2 separate regions of the Homo sapiens genome follow, and region 2 is linked to region 1. A link is a contact called in ENCODE Hi-C or POLR2A ChIA-PET data. All regions are on one chromosome and are shown on one strand. Each heading gives the region's core, a stretch centred on a gene start or an enhancer-like site at or near the end of the contact. The rest is flanking DNA. Distances are from core to core; before and after follow the strand shown.

What was found. Hi-C counts contacts between places; a loop is a spot of excess contacts on that map. ChIA-PET counts read pairs that join two places held with the same protein, here RNA polymerase II (POLR2A). Pooled maps may share reads with other maps.
Region 2: a loop to region 1 is called in a map of posterior cingulate gyrus, with 2.7 times the contacts of the local background. The contact joins the promoter of LINC02907 here to the enhancer-like site in region 1. A Hi-C loop is called at or near these places in 2 of 168 maps with a recorded cell type or tissue (A673 and posterior cingulate gyrus) and 3 of 50 pooled maps. POLR2A ChIA-PET finds 5 or more read pairs at or near these places in 1 of 52 experiments (WTC11).

The regions. Positions count from the first base shown.
Region 1 is chr9:135,278,731-135,285,094 of GRCh38, forward strand. No RefSeq gene overlaps it. Among named protein-coding and RNA genes, the nearest start is that of LINC02907, 61 kb to the right of the region's middle. RefSeq lists enhancers at 4,245-4,792, 6,267-6,364. Within about 2 kb of position 4,114, at least 4 of the 41 ENCODE cell types and tissues checked have a DNase peak (open chromatin) inside an H3K27ac peak, as active enhancers do.
Region 2 is chr9:135,338,853-135,344,623 of GRCh38, forward strand. LINC02907 (long intergenic non-protein coding RNA 2907) reads left to right here and starts at 4,397. Exons shown (of 3, transcript NR_171012.1): 1 at 4,397-4,619; 2 at 5,170-5,601. RefSeq lists an enhancer at 3,438-4,150.

The DNA.
Region 1 (6,364 bases), core at 2,864-5,363:
TCAGGGGCATCAGGAAGCACTGTAACCAACCAACGACTGCATGGCACGCGATCAGCAACATCAAGGACCTTCGTGAACATCACTGGAAATCAGCCAAGCGTCCGGAGCCCTTAGAGATGAGAGCCCAAAATGGCCTCGAGTGGCTGGCACAAAGGATGTCTTCCGAAAGGCCACCACCCAGCCTGCTTTGAATGCACACAGCACAGAAAACGCCTCGGTCCGCCAGGCGTGGTGGCTCATGCCTATAATCCCAGCACTTTGGGAGGCCAAGGTGGGCGGATCACGAGATCAGGAGATCAAGACCATCCTGGCTAACATGGTGAAACCTCATCTCTACTAAAAATACAAAAATTAGCTGGGTGTGGTGGCAGGCACCTGTAATCCCAGCTACTCGGGAGGCTGAGGCAGGAGAATCGCTTGAACCCGGGAGGCGGAGCTTGCAGTGAGCCGAGATCAAGCCACTACACTCCAGCCTGGGCGACAGAGCAAGATTCCATCTCCAGAAAAAAAAAAGAAAAGAAAAAAAAAAGAAAACACCTTGGTCTTCTTGTTCCAAGTGTGTCCTGATAAGAAGGAGGCGTGAAGGGAGAAGCCTGGTGGACAGAGAATATCTAAACTGACTCTCAGAGCAACATTCAAGGTCCCGGCCATCGTCATGCCCACTTTACAGGTGAGGAAGCTGAGGCTCAGAGAGGTGGGAAGAGCTGGAGAGCTGCTGAGGCAGCTGCGGTGTGGGCCTGCCTGCGGACATTAAGACAATGGGACAGCAAGGGGACAAAGCCGGGACAGTCAGCCCTCGCTGCTTCCCTGGGTCCAGAGCCATCCGTGGGATCCAAGCAAATGGCAAGAGGGCCACTCAGAGCTGCGTCTGTGGCCCCGGGACAGACCCCAAGAGTCCCTGTGGCCATGGCGGAGGTGCCCTGAGCCCTGGGAGCCTCAAGTTGCTGAGTCCTTGAGGGACAGGTGCCCCTTTCTGTCCCTCGTCCAAACCCTGGTGATGGCATTTCAGGGTCACACGGTGGGTTGAACGTTTCATGGGGGAGCTCCGCCTCCCAGCAGACTCACTTCCCTGTCTCATGTGGAAGGAGTGACAGAACTTCGGGTATCATTGGCATCTTTCGCCTCCGGATAACCCGACTCCCTGGCTTCACAGGGGAACGGCCTCAGAGCCACCAATACCAAAACAACGACTGGGAGAATGTGTTCGGGTGCCCCGTGACTGTCACCAATGTCGGGTGAGATTCTGTGGGGTGCTTCATGAAATTCCAGGGGGTGGCTGATGGCAAAGTGTCCCATGAAATCTGTAGGGCTGTGGCCGAATTCCACAGAGGGTCCCGTGAAATCCTGGGGCCTATGAAATGCAATCTGCCAGCCTCTGCCCACCTGTAGCCATGATGGGTCTGGCTGGGCACGGGAGAAACAGCAGGAGCTCAGCCCTGCACCCGCAGCTCTGGGAGCAGAGAACATGCCCTGGACGCTTCGGGGCTGAGTGGCTCCGCAGGCGGGAAAGCGCGGATCGGACCTGCAAGGAGATGCCACCCGGACTGCCACACTCACCCAGAGACAGACATGAAAAGAGAGAGGGTTGCCATCCTCATGTGCATAAAGGGCAGTGGGGAGGAAGCGGGGAGGAAAGGGGTCAGGTTGGACGGCAGGAAGCCGGATGCCAGCTCAGAGCGGGAGGCTCTGTACCATGTGGCTGGCCATACCCTGGGCTCTGTTGGCGAGGTCTGACCACGGAGGCTCTGTACCATGTGGCTGGTCATACCCTGGGCTCTGTTGGCGAGGTCTGACCACATGAGCCTCAAATTCAGGCGGGTTCTGCTCACCAGCAATATCTGCCTGCCCTTGGGCAAGTCCCTCAACCTCTCTGAGCCTCAGTTTCTTCATCTGTAGAAGAGGAAGAATAGCAGCCCCTCTCGGGTGGCAGGAGGAAGGGGAAGATGACCTGAGGGGCGGTAATGGAGACTGGGGTGGCAGCTGACTTGAAAACTGGCGCCATGAAAGAAAAGACACTGCTGTTCTCCCCGTCACAGATGAGGAAACCAAGACTCAGAGGGTCCAAGGCACTGGACTGAGGTGGCACAGCCAGAGGCAGCAAGGAGCTGGACCCGCCCCAAGCACCGTCTGACTCCAATTGCAGCCTCCCAGGCCTGCTTCTGGCACGAGTCTGTTGACGTAGGCCTTAGCCACCAGAGCCAGTGCTTCCAACCGAGCTCTCTGCAGTGACAGAAACGCTCTAGGTCTCTGCCATCCAACAGGACGGCCACAAGCCACATGTGGCCTTTGAGCCCTTGAAATGTCAGTGCAGCCGAGAAACCGAATTTCTAATTGTATTGAATTTTATTAATTTAGATTCAAGGAGCCACACGTGCTGAGCAGCCTGACTCTGGGCGTCATTGCAGGTTAATTGAGCGTCCCCCCAACGCTGGAAAGCCACCACCCCCACCCAGATCACTCAGGGGAGGCTTTTTGAAGAACCACCTTGCTGCTGGCTACACCCAGTGGCGCTGGGGGTCTCTGAGGGGCCCATGGATCCATGCTAAGGCCTGCGGTCGGGGCATCCACCTCCCAGCCTCAGCCTGCAGGAGGAGCTGTCAGCTCCAATAGACTGGCCTCGGGAGGCTACTACTGGCTCTAGGCCTCGGGCAGCTGCTGGGCTCACCCAGACGGGGTCAGCTTTGCAGAGAAGGGTCACAAGGTGAGGCAGGGTCTGTGTACCTGGAGGTCCCGGGGGGGCCCTCAAGTGCCACAGGCTGGGTCCAGGCCTAACTCTGCCCCTCCCTGACCTGGTGTCCCTGAGCAGGTCCCCATCTGCAAAAGACATAATGGGACACCTTCCCCACCTCCGTGGGCTGAGAGGACTGACTTGGATTCCTCGTGGGGAGGGAGGGCCAAGTCCCAGCCAACCTCGGGCTCTGGAGGGCAGCCCATGGTCTCCCCGTCATCACTTTGCCAGGTGGCTGCCCACTCCAGAAAGCACTGTAACTACCCTAGTCATAGCTTCCTAAACCCCCAGAAGTGAAGGTGGCAGCAGGCAGGCGGAGGCAGGGCCTCCCCACCACATGGCCCCCGTTCTCCTAAACAGCACTCTGGTGCCCAGATACTTCCAGGAAGATTAAGCTGAAAACTCCAGCGCAAGCTGCTGGAGGAGAGGGGGTTGCTGTGGCAACCGCATCTGGCCTATTCACTTGAGTTTTGGAGGTGAGGGATGGAGAACAGAAATACGGCAAAACCCCAAGCGCAAGGCCTCCTTCGATTTCACAACCAGCACGTGTGTGGGGGGGTCGAGCGGAGAGAGGCGAGTGCTTTAAAACTCGCTGAGACAATCCACTCAGGGTTTGTCTGTGGCTCTTTAATATCCAGCCACCCAGCCTGGTTCTGGCTGTTCTGTTGCCAAGAGGTGACGTCAGACGCTTGGCAGCGTGACAAGCTGGGGCCAGGCCAGGTGCGAGCTTCACAGCACCCGGTGCTTCCTGAGAGACCTCAGGCAGGGACAGGAGGGGTTTTTTAGCACCAAGGCTGGGGCGGGAGAGGAGGAGGAGCTGCTCACAAAGATGCCCTGCCCTTTCCACGGAGATCCTCCTAGTGGCTTGCAGGGAGTCTACCTCCTGGTGCCGAGCACACAGAGTCCCCCAGGAGGACACAGCACCTAAATGTTTGTGTATATTCCGTGTGTATTCCGAGTCCACTTGCACACTCCAGGAGCATTTATCTGCAAACATTCAGAGCTCCCCTACACACCAGGCTCTGTGCCAGGTGCCAAGGGCCGGGACTAAGACACATGTGACCTCATGGAATTGCCATTGGTGGGGACAGAGAAGCCAGGCGGCCCCCACAGTGCAGGGCCTGGAGTAGGGGAGGTGCAGGCTGCATGAGCACAGACGAGGAACAGCTCATCTCCTCTCAAGGATGGAGGGGAAAAACCAGGGAGGCTTCCTGGAGGAGGTGGCATCCAAGCTGAACTCTGAGGAATGCCTCAGCCTCATGAAGGAGCAGCACAAGGCTCCTGAAGCAAGGGCCTGACCAATGTTCAGCCCAGTCCATCGGGGACGCAGGAACAGCACAGGTGGTCAGGGCCTGTTCTGGGGGCCTCCTTGGCAGAAGGAGGTTGGGGTTAAGCCCAAGCACAGCCGGAGCTCCCTGGAGGGTGCATGGCGGTGGTGCAGTGCCCATCCTGCATGTCCAAACCATTGTGGCTGCCAGGTGGGGTCCAGGTGTCTGGGGCTGGGCCTGGAGCTGAGGCCAGGTGGAGGCTGCAGCTGAGATGCAGGAGGACACAGAGGCAGGCACTCAGGTGGCCTCGGCAGGAGGGGGCAGTCCTGTTGGGTGCTCTGGCCTTGGCCCTTGAAAGCCAGTGAACTGGAGGATGAGGCCTGTGGGGCAGCAGGAGAGCCATGGATCTGCTCCTGGGGAAGGGGCAGGGTCAGGGGCTGGCACAGGGACCTGGGAAAAGAGACCTCGAGCTGGGCCTTTGGATGCAGTGCCAGAGGGGAACTGGGATGCCTGTTTCAGGTTCAGGCTGGGTAGGGAGCACATGGGCAGGTGGGTGCCCTGAGGACAAGAGCCCTGGGCAGTCCTGGAAAAAATCAGAGTGACCTGCAGGATGCTTCCTGCCGCACGCCGTGTTAACATGCAAATGGAGACTGTTTTCACTGCACATATTTCGCAGTCTAATTTCATAAACCGTATATTCATCAGAGAACATCATGGAACATATCGGAAAGTCCAAAGAGAAGGTACATGCCCACAATCCCACTCCGAGAGCAAGTGACAGGTGACGTCTGCAAGCACAGCGTTCTAGCTCTTCCCGTGCATAGATGCACTTTTCTTTTCATCAGCTTGCGACCATGCGTTCCAGTGTTTCAAAGGCTGTTTTTAAAATAAATACAGTCTATCTTCCAGGCACCTGCCTGGCACTTTGTAGGTTATCAGTAAACATTTGATGAATAAATGAAGGCAGGAACAGTTTCTCCTGGTGAATGCTCTTCTACAAAACCGAGTTTGCACCGTCGTCAGCGGCTGCCTCATGCCTCGCTCTGTGCATGAGCTGCCCTCTCAGCCCCTCCTCTGCTGTGGGGCGTTCATGCCATTTCTGGGTTTTTCACTCTTTCAGACGCTGCTCAGCGGATGTCCTGGTGGTTATGCCTTTTTCCACGTCTCAGAGGATTGATCAAAGGACGGTTACTTTGTTAGAGCAGCTGACACATTTATGACATTACTCTCAGAAAAGCCTGCACCGGATTCATCCCAGGGTGGGACGCCCGTGCCGGAGCCCACACTCTTGCAGCACTCAGCTCCGTAGCTGTCTCCAAACTGCTTTGCTGAAGAAGGTGATTCTTTACAGTTTAAGTCTATGCTTCTCAAATCCTCTGTGGCAAAGACTGGTTACTGAAGCTTTTCCAATCTACCTCAGACCAATACTAGTAAAATGAAGTAAAATATATATATATTAGTTTAAAAAAAACACACACACATTTTAAGCCATCATGTTTTAGTATGAGATTCAACAGACACAATTATCCTGTCAAATTGCTATAGAGTTCCTCAATTTTTGGATATTTTTATCATAAACTTTTACTCGATCATTCCTGGACCAGTTCTGGCCCGAGGTTGCACGTTGGGTGGGATGGTTGAAATAATTCCCCCACTGAAAATAATCCCCCACTGAAAATAATTCACCCACTGGCCATCTATTATTAATAATGTGGACAACCTGTGCGTCGGAACAGCGATTTCACTTGCATTTCCAATCCCGCAGGTCAGCAGGAAGGAACACATTCTTCTCATTGGAAGAAGATGGAATCAAGCCCAGGCTGCCAGGGCTGTGGCTGGGACCCTGTGTGAGCCCAGAGGCCACGGGATGGGACAGATCCCAGTCCTCCAACTCCCGGCAGGTATCTGAGGCTCTGCCACCGTTTTCCAACATTGAGGGGCTGTGCTGCCCTGTGGAATGAGGACAGTGTCCAAGTTAATGAGGCTTCGTGGCAAATGCCCAGCCCCCGTCAGGAGGCCTTCATTCTTTGCCCTCAAATTGTGGGGGTGGGGGGCTGGATTGGACCAGAACAGTCTGTGCTGTGCTCTGGCTGGGGCTTGGACAGAGAAGCCTGCCTCCCTGGGGATGCCCTTTAGGCAGGGCTGAAGGCATAGCGCAGAGGGCTCCTCCTGGTCCCTGGGTGCCCATTTCTGGCCCCAGCTGCCTCCCCTGATGGCCATGGGTACTAGGATGAAATCCTTGCACCAGGGCAGCCCCGGCCTGCAGTCACCCCTTTCTGGGATGAAAGCAAGGCAAGGTGCCTGGGCTGGAGCTCGGGGGCAGGTGGTGCTGGGGACCTCAGGTGGTTGTGATTTCACCTCTGGGTCC
Region 2 (5,771 bases), core at 3,147-5,646, 60 kb after region 1:
TCCTGGGGCCAGCCCTGTCCCAGCCCCTGCAGCTAACCCTGGTGTGGGGAGCCCCTTGGCCACATCCACGCACCCCAACTCTGAGGAGCTCCAGGCACCACCCTTGACCTCCAAAGACGCTGTGTGTGATCGGCAAGTCCGCAAACATCCATGAGCACAGCCTGCCCACCGCAGGGTTGTTCATAAAAGTGGAAAACACCCTTCCCTTCCACAACAGGAGAACGGGCATGCAAATGATGGTACGGGCTTGCAGCAGACGCCAAGATGCTGCTGTGGAAGCTCATGCCCAACAGACGGGATGGGCACTCACTGTGCACTAGAGAGTGAGAGGCAAGGGCAGTGGGCATGCCTCATTTTTGTGAAAACGTACATTTAAGTTTATAAGGCACCTGGAAACGTCTGGAAGGCTCTGTGCCACACCTGTCATGAGATTATTTCTGGGCGGTGAGATTAGAGATGACTTTCCTCTTTTTTATCTTATTTTTTTTTATTTTAGCTTGCAGGGGCCTGGTTGGCTGGGAGCTCTCCCACACATTCCGCTCTGAGCCTCACCGAGGTGAGGACGGCATGTCCATCACACTCCAGTTGGAGAAGAAGCTCCAGGAGGCCGGCGCCGCCACAGACCACAGGCCAACAAGAAGCAGCGCCTGGATCAGCCCCAGCGCCTGGTCTGTCTCCCACCAGGGCTCCACAGAGGCTGGGAAGGCCAGGAGCAGCCCCTAGGAAGCTGAAGCCAAGCATGGTGGTGTGGGGTTGGACACTCTGTTCCCTGACATGCTTGCTGGGAGCGGAGGCCACCTGCCACCAGGCAGGGTCAGCCAGACCTGAAGCTGCCAACCTTTGTCCTGGAGAGGGGTCCTCTTAATGCCACCTGCTCTGTGTGTGTCCCAGCAGGCCCGGGTGGTCCCAATCTTCAACTCCGTCCCCGGGTCCCTATGTGTTCACCCACATGTGTAAGGCTGCATGAGACACAGGAAAGGGGACACCTCGCCAGGAGCTCCCCAGGTGCACCAACTTCTGCCCTTGAACTGCCCCCCTCCCGACAGGAAGAAGGCTGGACCACCTCACTCCCGGCTTCTGGGGTCTTCCCGGGTGAGGGCTGGCTACCAAGTACGCTACTGCAAGAGACAAGTAGCTCTTTTGCCCAGAAAATAAAGGGCTTAGAAGGGCAAATTGATTCTGGTGCTGCTTAAAGAGAAATAACCGCTTCCGCCCGGGATTTTAATTACGGAGCTCTGCAAGAGCTGTGAACTCTGTTTTTCTTCATTATTTTCGGAACTAGTTCTCCTCCTTCTCCCCCTACTTCCCACCACCACGTCCCTGTTTGCTCCTCGACCTTCTCTTGTGTTTTCCAACCCAGTGACTCAAAGCAAACCGGAGTTGCTGCTGGATGCTTTCAGGGGCTGAATTTTAGCATTCTATTAAAATTTCAATGGATGTCGTGTGAGTTGGGGAATTTCCTATCTGCAGAAACCTTTGCCTTCATTCTAGTTAAGAAAATAAAAAACAAAAAGCCTGTTCCCTGTGGCTCTGTAATCCAAACGCTATAAATTCCAAAGAATAAAGGGAGCTTGGCCCCCCCTCGAGACCCCCTTTCCCTGGCATGGCTGGCAATCAGGCCTCTAATTACGTTTCCTGTTTGCAACTGGCAAATAAAATATTTAGGCAGCCTACACTGAGTGTTCCAGGCCCGGCCCGGCCCGCAGCTGCACTGCCCCCAAACAGGAAGGCATACAGACAAAAAAATTAAATGAAACAAATGGCAGATAAATACAGGCGCGTTGTTTTAAAAATTCATAAACACTAGCCTCTGATGCAATTTATTTTGGTTAACTAGTGAAAAACCCATGTAACTTACTGAAGAGATTCGATTGAAGCATGATTTTTCAAGAAATGCCATTGAATGGCTTCTCACCATGTGTGCTGTGGCTCAGCAGGCTCCCAGAATGGGGTGTCCCCCAGGTCCCATCAGAACCTAACAAACAGACAAAGTGGCCAGCAACAGCTGCACAGGGGCTGCACGGACGGGGCGTCCGCTCTGCTGCTGACCAGATGGGCAGGCCCAATAAACAACCCCTCAGTTTCTCCATCTGTGACTCGGGAGCCATCAGCAGAAAGCTCTTGCAGGGCTGTGGGGAGCTCAGTGCACCCATGAGGGCATCACAGGCACGGTGCCCTGCACCTCAGGGGTGCCCTGGGCGGGCAAGGTCTTCTTCCAGCCTGACTGCCCCAAGAAAGGGATAGGGTGCTTTGCACAGACCCCAAATCCACAGTCCAAGCTGCGGTGTAGTTTTGCTGAGATTCTGGAAATTCCTTTCTATTTTGCAAAAAGAGGAGCCAAGGACCAGCACCAGAGGGGTGGCCCGGGGCCCAGGCACCCACCCAACTGAGCTGCGGCAGAGGGCAGCGGGCTCTCTGCAAACTGTAACAAGTTGGCTCTGTGGCCCTGTCTGTCAGAGGAGGAGGCTGTTCCCAGGAGACGTGGGCTCCACGGGAGACGCGCCGGCTGCGCTCAGCGGGGAGAGGTTGTCGCTCCAGTCCCTAGTGGAGGTCTGTTTGTGCAGGAAGCCGTCATCAGCAGAGAGGCTTTTATAGAAAGCCTCACCATTCCCCCTGCACCTAATTTGAGATGAAGGAACTCATTTGCTACGGAAGGCTCTAGAAAGTGGCTGCTGGCATGGTGGCAGGTGTGTGGGGATGGGAGAGGTGGCAAGAGGTCCAGGGACCCAGGCAGGATGGCCACTTATGGGTGTCCAGGCACCCACAGCTGACCCATGGGGCCCAAGCAAGAAGGACGCCAAGGCCACAGCGGGTGGAAGGGACCTGGTGGGAGACCCAGCTGAGGACAGCAGAGGCTGAGGACAGCAGAGGCTCAGCCCCACTTCCCCTGTGGTCCCTCACAAAGCCCCTCCCTCTTTCCAGACTCCTCCCCTCAGAACCTTCTCCGTCCGCCCACCGGCCAAGGCTCAGAGGGCTCTGGGGAAGGCGTGCGGGGTGGCAGGGCCCACCCAGGGTCCGGGTGCACCTGCAGGGCAGGCCCCGAGCTGCTCACCTCCCTGCTTTCCTCAGCCTCGAAGCAGCCAGGGCTCCTGGGCAGGGCGCCACAGCAGCCTCTATTTACCCCTCTGTAAAATGGGAAGAAAGTTCTCCCCAGGTGAGGCTGTCTCATGACTAAATCAGACACTCCAAGCTGATGCTCTGAAGCCACAGGTGTCCCTGCATCCCCATCACTAATACTGTCCTCTTTCCTACCATGGACAGGGGGCTCAGCGCCCAGGAAAAGAGCTCCACACTTTTCTAGCATCCCCTCGGGAGCTCTGGTTCCATAGAAGGGGGCTCCCAGTGTCCGATGGGGCTGAGCACAGCATGCAGCTGGGGCCCCCGTGTCCTAGGGATCCGAGAGCACACTGTTGGGCAGCAGCTCCTGGACGGGGCCCACCAGCCTTTGTGCAAACCAAGAAGGAGCTCGTCCCCTGGTACCAGGGCACCCAGCTGGCAAGCACAGGTGGCTGGACCCTGGCTCCCTCATTGGCACCTGCGGGGCCACATCGTGACCTTTGTGGGCCCCAGACACCATTCCCCCTGCACCTGATGGATCCATCGCTTTGCCCAGCCTTGGCTCTCGAGGTGACCTTCAAGGACTGCTGCAAGGACTGCCCCGCCAAGGAGCCTGGCACAGGCTGTTGGACACAACCCCAATTACTGACAGGTTCGCAAAGACACCCAAGCTGCAGGGCCTTGGCAGACGGGTAAGCAGCCTGATCTCGTCCAGAAATCTTGTCCACGTGCACCTCCCGGGAGCCCTCCTTCGGAGATGGCCGAGGCCTGATGCCCCAGAAGTCACTGTGTCCAGCTCCCACCTCTCCTGCCCCTCAACCCCTCAGTTCCTCCCTGGGAACCACCTGTCAGCTGCCCCAGCCTGGATTTGTGTTTTCACCCGGGAGTGACTCGGGGCCTCTGGTGGCCTGGGGAGATGGGGGAGCTTCCTGGGTCCAGGCACCAGCAGTCACCTCTGTCCCCAAGGAAGGCCCTGCCAAAGGGCCGGGCACCAGGTGCTCCACGTTTAGGCCAGGACTAGTTGATGGCTGCCCAGGCTCCCAATGACACATTCCCCTCCTCCGGGGTTGTCCCTGCTGGGCCTCTGTGCCAGCTGACAGCCAGAAGTCTGGTGATCGAGCCCGGTGGGGTCTCTGCCTGGGGAGGGATCCCTGGGTTTTGTCCCCATGCAGTGGGGGCTCAGGAAGTGCCCCCCAGCTTCCTCCTGCCTCTCAGCATTCCCAGCTGCCAGCACAGAGAGGCTGGGCTCAAGTCTTCTCCAAGGCCAGTGCCACCCTCCACCAGGTCCCACTGAGCCTCATGGGGCTGGTGGAGCCACCTGCCCACCTCAGCACTGCATCTCCAGCCAGGGCTGAGTGGCAGTGTGGGCACCGCGGCCCGGGACGACAGCCTGGGCTCAGAGTCAGGCTTGTGGCTTCGCCTCTCAGCTTGCGTCTCCTCCCCTGTGGGATGGGGGATTCCGTGGCACCCCCATGATGAACAGGATGCCATGGGCCTCAGCCCAGGGCAGACCTCAGTGTCCTTCCTGTGGCCGCTGCTGGAGGTGCGTGACCACAACACAGGTGTGTATCGATGTCACTTTGCGTCATGCCTGTGGGGAGGGCCCTCTCGCCCCATGGTCTCCATGGGGCCTCATCACACCTGGGAGGTAACTGGGGCATCTCAATTTTACAGATGAGTAAATGGAGGCTCAGAGCAGTTACAGGCTGAGGCTGAGACCTGGGCAGGTCTTTGTCATCTTGGAGTCCAGCACATACACAGGGCTAGCCTCCAATGGGCTAAAGGGAGCTGCCTCCTATACCTCCCTGTCCCCAGACACACACACAGAACCCCCACATATGCACAAGAGCACACGGCCACAGGAGTGTGTGCAGGTGTGTGCATGCATGCATGCGCATGCACACACATCCTTGCACAGAATGCACAAGGCACACACAGGCACAGGCGTGTGCACACACGTGTACACACACACATGCCTGCATGCATACCTCCCGGCTCCACAGAGGGGAGGGGGCATTTCCCAGGCAGGCTATGCTTCTCCAGCAGTGAGCGAACAAAATCTGTGCTCTGGGTGCCCAGAGCCCGGCAATGAGGGGATCTCACACCCTCCAGGGAGGGGACTCGTCCCCGCCACTGTGCTGACGCCTGGGTCTCCAGAGACCCTCCTGGAACTCCGCCAGGCCTTCCTGGGTTCCAGACAGGCCCGCCACGGGCATGACGCAGCGCCATCTAGCGGACAGCAGGGCTGCAGCGTGGACAGAACGGCCGGACGCCCAGTCCTGGGCTGGCGGCTGAGGAACAGCCTCACAGGGCAAGAGGGCAGGCAACACCTGCATCTTTCCGGCATAAGAACCTCAAGAAAAGCAAAGGAATATAAGCCTGTGTTCTTTGGAGCCACCGAAATCTCTGTTCTCATGGCAGTCGCTGAAAGTTTAAGGGAGCCGCCACCGCCCCAATGGGGTTGGTTTCTTTCTTCCCTGTTTTTAAAGATCTTTTAAAATGTCTAGAGAGACCCTGGGATCCAGTGCTGGACGGATGATGCAGGTTTGTGTGCATTTGGGTTCTTGCCCCACCCTCAGCCTCAGCCACAGCCACAGCATGGCTCCCTGGTGGTCTCGGGAGCAGGTGAACAGGGAGGTCCTGCTGTCGGTGCAGACCCCGCTCTCACGTCAGCCACTTTGCTGGGTAGGAATGAACTGAGACACTGCAGGGCA